Regions from separate parts of the Homo sapiens genome. Here region 2 is linked to region 1. A link is an interaction called in ENCODE POLR2A ChIA-PET data of the cell type or tissue named here. Cell type or tissue: A673. All regions are shown on one strand. Each heading gives the region's core, and the rest is flanking DNA. Links, peaks and the distances in the headings are about the cores only.

The links. ChIA-PET counts read pairs that join two places held together with the same protein. Peaks named below come from ENCODE experiments on the same cell type or tissue, not always from the same donor. Only the 100,000 strongest peaks of a DNase experiment are listed, where the experiment ranks them.
Region 2: POLR2A ChIA-PET joins it to region 1 with 7 read pairs; 12 of 35 experiments call an interaction of 5 or more read pairs at or near these places.

Annotation. Positions count from the first base shown.
Region 1 is chr9:129,463,819-129,466,720 of GRCh38, reverse strand. No RefSeq gene overlaps it. Among named protein-coding and RNA genes, the nearest start is that of LINC00963, 23 kb to the left of the region's middle. In A673, for the core only: no CTCF peak of the experiment used is centred there; no DNase peak of the experiment used is centred there.
Region 2 is chr9:129,553,252-129,556,153 of GRCh38, reverse strand. No RefSeq gene overlaps it. Among named protein-coding and RNA genes, the nearest start is that of LINC00963, 66 kb to the right of the region's middle. RefSeq lists an enhancer at 504-1,151. In A673, for the core only: no CTCF peak of the experiment used is centred there; a DNase peak (open chromatin) is centred at 1,363.

The DNA of each region.
Region 1 (2,902 bases), core at 403-2,902:
GCCCAGGCTGGTCTTGAACTCCTGGGCTCAAGCAATCCTCCTGCCTCAGCCTCCCAAAATGCTGGGATTATAGGCGTGAGCCACTGCGTCTGGCCTACATCTTTTTAATCACTTCCCTTCCCCGACTTTTGCCGCCCTGGTCCAGACCCCCATTATCATCCAGATGTCTGCAGCAGCCACCTTGGTGGCCTCCCTGCTTCTGCTCTGCCCTGCAATCCTTCTTCCAAAGGATAGCCAGAGCAGTCTTTCTGGAAGGTGCTTCTGAATATGTTACTTCCTGCCTAAAACTTTCCATGGCTCCCCATGACCCCTCCCACCCCGTGGGATATTGAAACGAACATGCCTGCAAGCCGTGTTCTAATGAGTCCTGTTCCTCTCGCCCCAGGCCTTTGCGCACACTGCGTGCCCCTTGCCAGAGCATCCCACACCCTCAGCCTGGTTGACTCCTATTCAAGCTTTGGGTCTCAGGTTAGACCTGCTCTTCTAGAAGCCTTTTGTGCTCCCTCCCCCTAACAATAGGCAAGGTCAGGGGCTGCCTCCAGCCTCCCATAGACCCTGGTGCCCCCATTATACCCCTGACCACACTGGGCCCGTCTTCGCCTCTGGTGCCTCTCCATGCCTGGCACACAGTAGGTGCTCAGGAAGGAATTGTGGATATCGCCTTCCCTCCAGGGAAGGGCGGGGGGATTGCTGAAAAACAAGACCTGCTCAGACCTCCCGGCTACATGTGGAGGGCAGAGAAGGAGGGGCCCTGGAGCTCACACCAGAGACACAGCTCCTGCGTGGGCAGGACCTACATTCCTGACTCGGGAAGCCATTGAATAATAATTGTCATAGCAAATGGAATTCCTCATCTATATGTTCCCAACACAGTTCCATGAACGATCTTGATCCATCACCACCAAGGGAGGAGGTGCCTGGAGGGCACTGCCCACAGAACCCCACGCCCTGTGCTGAGAGCTGCACCTGCTCAGGCTCATTCTGTGCCCTTATCACCCCCACTTTACAGAGGAGAAAACCGAGGCTCTGCGGGTGGGTGACTCGCCCCAGGCCGCTGAGTCACAGTGCGGCTGGGATGGGAATCCAGGCACTAGCCCAGGCCTCTGGCTGCCCACGTCACTGCCCACCACCTGGCCGGCTTTGGGCGCTCCACCTAGACTCTCCGGCCTCAGTTGTTATTCTGTAAAGCGGACATCTGAATAATAATTAAGATTTGTGAAATCAGCTGCTCAAAAGTGCCTGGCAGGTTAGTGTGATGGCAGGCAGTTTTCAGAAGAGGAGGTTCAGAGAGGGGCAGCGAGATGGCCGTGGTCACAGAGCATGGGCATTTGGGTCAGCCTCTGAGGGGGTGGAATTTGGTGAGATCTCTGTTAAGCTTCTCTCTGAAATCACAGGCGTGGGGCTGGCCACGTGGGTGGGCCGGTTCAGCCATGTCATTGGAGAGAGTCCAAGAGGCTCAGTGGTGTCAGGGCTGTGGCTTTGACGGGAGGGGAGGGTGCATGGCCACTCTGCTGGTGAAGGGAGCTTGGAAGGGGGCCATGGAGACCCCAGCCACTCCGAGGCCAGAACCCTCCTTCTTGGCAAACGCTACTGGGTCTCAACCTAGCGCTTTATCCTCCTCCCCTGGCACAAATCTGGGAGGCGCTGGTGTGAGCCTCAGCTGCAGGAAACGAATCTAGAGCATCTGCAGCCTGGCCCAGCCCTGTGAGATGAGCTGGGATGGGACCCCAAGGTGGGCTCTGGGCTGGTCCTGCCATGTCACCTGGCCCAGTCATGCCCCTCTCTGGCATGGAGTGGGAGCTGGCCAAGCCCCTCCTGGCCTGGTCCCTGTGGGAATCTTAGTTCAACCCCATCCCACCTTGCTGGCTCCGGTGGGGGATGGGATTGTCTGTAAGGCAATAAGGGCAGCTGGTTCTGGGGCTTCAGAAAATCCCCTCCTCTTCAAGGCTTCATTCTCTCTTTTTCTTTTTTTTTTTTTTGAGATGGAGTCTTGCTCTGTTGCCCAGTTGGAGTGTGGTGGTGCGATCTCTGCTCACTGCAACCTCTGCTTCCAGGGTTCAAGCAATTCTCCTGCCTCAGCCTCCCAAGTAGCTGGGATTACAGGGATGTGCCACCATGCCTGGCTAATTTTTTTTTTTTTTTTAAGTAGAAACAGGGTTTCACCATGTTGGCCAGGCTGGTTTCGAACTCCTGGCCTCAGGTGATCTTCCCACCTCGGCCTCCCAAAGTGCTGAGATTACAGGCGTGAGCTACAATGCCCGACTGAGGCTTCATTCTCTAATGAGCAAAGGATGAAAACCGGCTGGTCAAAGCTGTTCATAATTACAGCTCAGAAAACCAAGAAAATAGCCCACGCTGGCTCTAAACTTGAGAGAAGGCCCCAGCCAGGAGCTGAGGGTGGAGGTTATGAAGGTCTCAACACCTCTGGAGAGCTCCTGGGATCCGCACCTGCCCACCATGGAAGAAGTCATCTCTTTGTCTTCCAACCAGACAGTGAACCCTGTGGAGGCAGGGGCTTTGTTCCTGCTACACAGGGGACTCCATTCACCTCCTGAGATAGTCACTGGGTCCCTGGGCTGTGCCTCTGTGCCAAGTGCAGGGGCTCAGAGAGGAGAGGCTGCAGGCGCTGCCCCCGGGAACCCACAGTTGGGCTGGGAAAGTTACCCAAAGGCTGAAAACTATAACACAGTGTGACAGACGCAAGGGAGGTGGACATAACCCAGACCTCCAAACACCGAGCTCTGTGTCAGATCTCATTGGGGGTCCTTACCCCCATTCACCAGACAGGGAATCTGAGGCTTACAGGAAGTAAATGGCAGTGAAGAGGGAAGCTGGAATTTCCACCAACACAGAGCCAACGCCACAGCCTCCTCCAAGCCGCATTCAGGGGCTTGGCACCCTC
Region 2 (2,902 bases), core at 148-2,647, 90 kb before region 1:
ATAGACATAGCAGCCAGGGCTGCTTGTTGCCCACTTTAATGGTTATTTCTTGATGATATGCTAAACAAGGGCCTTCCCAGCCTGAGACGGAGGGCCGCCCGGACTTTCCCAACTGCTGGCCCTGCTCCCGGCAGTTCATGCCTCCCCTTTTTAGGTTATATAGGGCAACTTCCTGGCGTTGCCATGGCATCTGTGAACTGTCGTGGCGCTGGTGGGAGTGTAGCAGTGAGGACGACCAGAGGTTACTCTCATCACTATCTTAGTTTTGTTGGGTTTTAACCAGCTTCTTTATAGCAACCTGTTTTATCAGCAAGGTCTTTATGACCTGTGCCTTGTGCCGACCTCCAGTCTCATCCTGTGCGACTTAGAATGCCTTAACCATCTGGGAACGCAGCCCGGTAGGTTTCAGCCTGATTTTACCCAGCCCCATTCAAGATGGAGTTGCTCTGGTTCACATGCCTCTGACAGTGGGGCCTTTATTGCTATTTGCTGCCATCTTATCCCTGTGCTATTTCTTTTCTGTGGTCCCCACCAGAGATTTTGCATCCCAGTGCCCAGCACAGGACTTGGCACGGGATGATTAATCTGTGGGTTCATCTGTAGGCATTGGGTGGTGCAGACTATGCTGGGCTGAGAAATGCCTGGCCCTGTGCTTGCTGGATGCGGCAGAGACCAGGAAGAGGTGGACACAGCCCCTCACACTCTAAGCCTGGTTGAGGGGGGGCTCAGGCTCCAAGCCCCTGTCCCTGTCCCTGCAGTGAATGGTCTTTTGCAAACAAGAACCAAACATCCTCCTTTTTTTTTTTGAGATGAGGTCTTGCTCTATTGCCCAGGCTGGAGTGCAGTGGTGCAATCATAGCTCACTGCAGCCTCGACTTCCCAGGCTCAAGGGATTCTCTCACCTGAGCCTCCTCAGTAGCTGGGACTATAGGCATGTGCCACCACGCCTGGCCAATTTATGTATTTTTTGTACAGATAGGGTTTTGCCATACTGCCTAGGTAGTCTTGAACTACTGGACTCAAGTGATCATCCCACCTCAGCCTCCCAGGCATGAACCACCTCGCTGGCCTGCCCTTCTGTTTTATCAGTGTGTAGCGGCACTGGATTGGGGGATGAGCCAGCTCTAGGTGCCGGCCTTGTTTAGGCTCAGCCAATTCCTTGGCAGTTGATTGGTTCAGGAGCTCTGGTCTAAGCCAATCAGCACACAGCAGCATCTCCTGGGGATCTAGGTTGGTCCAGGCTGGACCCAGGAGGCCCTCTCTCCCTCCTGCTGGGCTCAAGGAAGGAAGCAGGTGGCCTCCGCTGCTCCCTGAGGAATAAGCTCCCACTGAAGAAGGGACTCCAGAGGACTGCCCACCTCTGGGCTTCCTGTTGTGTTGTGCCATGTGATATCCTTATTGCTTAAGCTAGCCGGGGTCAGATTTCCTGTTACTTACAGCCAAAAGCATCCCCTCTGAGGCAGCGTGCGGAAAAGGAAGCCATGCCATCCAAGCAGACTCCCCTGTGTGGCCCTCAGGCCTCGAAGACCTGGTCCCACCTTCTCTTTCCTTTTTTTCTTTTCTCTTTACTTTTTTTTGAGACGGGGTCTCGCTCTGTCACCCAGGTTGGAGTGCAGTGGTTCGATTTCAGCTCACTGCAACCTCCATCTCCCTGGTTCAAGCGATTCTCCTGCCTCAGCCTCCCGAGTAGCTGGGATTACAGGCGTGCACCACCATGTCCGGCAAATTTTTTGTATTTTTAGTAGAAACGGGGTTTCACTGTGTTGGCCAGGCTGGTCTCAAACTCCTGGCCTCAAGTGATCCACCCGCCTCGGCCTCCCAAAGTGCTGGGATTACAGGTGTGAGCCACCCGCCTGGCCCTCACTGCTAATTTACCACCAGCTGTGAGATTCTCCATTCTCTCAGCTCAGCGTTTCTTGCCTCCTGTCTCTTGCACCTCAGCGGGGGAGCACAGTGGGGTCTGAGTCAGCTCCTGCTAAGGAAAGGACTAAGTGAGCAGAATCTCCTCCTTGTACCTGATGGGCAAAGGTGCAGATGGCACCTGCTAGAGCTGCGTCCTTAAGAGACACACAGGGATCAAGTGCTTGGGGAAGAGCATTAAAGGGGGTATGGGGCCATGCTGCCAGACACCCTTTAGCAAAAGTTTGAGGCAATAGCAAAACCCCGTCTCTACAAAAAATACAACCAGCTGGGCATGGTGGTATGCGTCTGTAGTCCCAGCTCCTCAGGAGGCTGAGGAGGGAGGATTGCTTGAGCCCAGGAAGTCGAGGCTGCAGTGAGCCATGATTGCACCATGGCACTGCAGCCTGGGTGACAGAGCTAGACCCAGAAGGCAACCCCTCTTGCCCTTTCCGTTGATGCCCTGCAGCAACAAAAAACCCTGTCTCATTTTTGCCAGGTTAAAAACCACTTCTGTAACAACACTTGATTTAATCGGATGACAGTTATGATCAGATTACATCAAGCACTTTCTGGGTGTGCATCGTCTGTTAAGCTCTCTATGTCCTTGACTTTGCTGGACTGTGACCTTGTGAGAGGCATGCCGTATGTTATTCTTAGGATAAGGATATGCTTATTGCTTAAGCTAGCCGGGGTGATGACACAGAAGGGAAACTGAGGCCCAGGGAGGGTAGGTGAATCACCCAACATCACCCTGCTTGGGAGAGGCAGGGACAGGATTAGAACTCAGGCCTCCTGATCCAGACTTGAGCACGTTCTCCTGCACACTGCCACACACTGCTGCCTGCAGAGGGCCTGCTGGCCAGTTCTTAGGATCAAAGTCGGGGAAAGGGGGCAGAGAAAAGGGGAGGGGAGCTCTGGGTTCCAGGGGTTGCTCCATCTGGTCCCAGAGGGGTGACTCCATCCAAGAAGGAGTTTCACTTTTTTGAGCTTCAATTTCCTA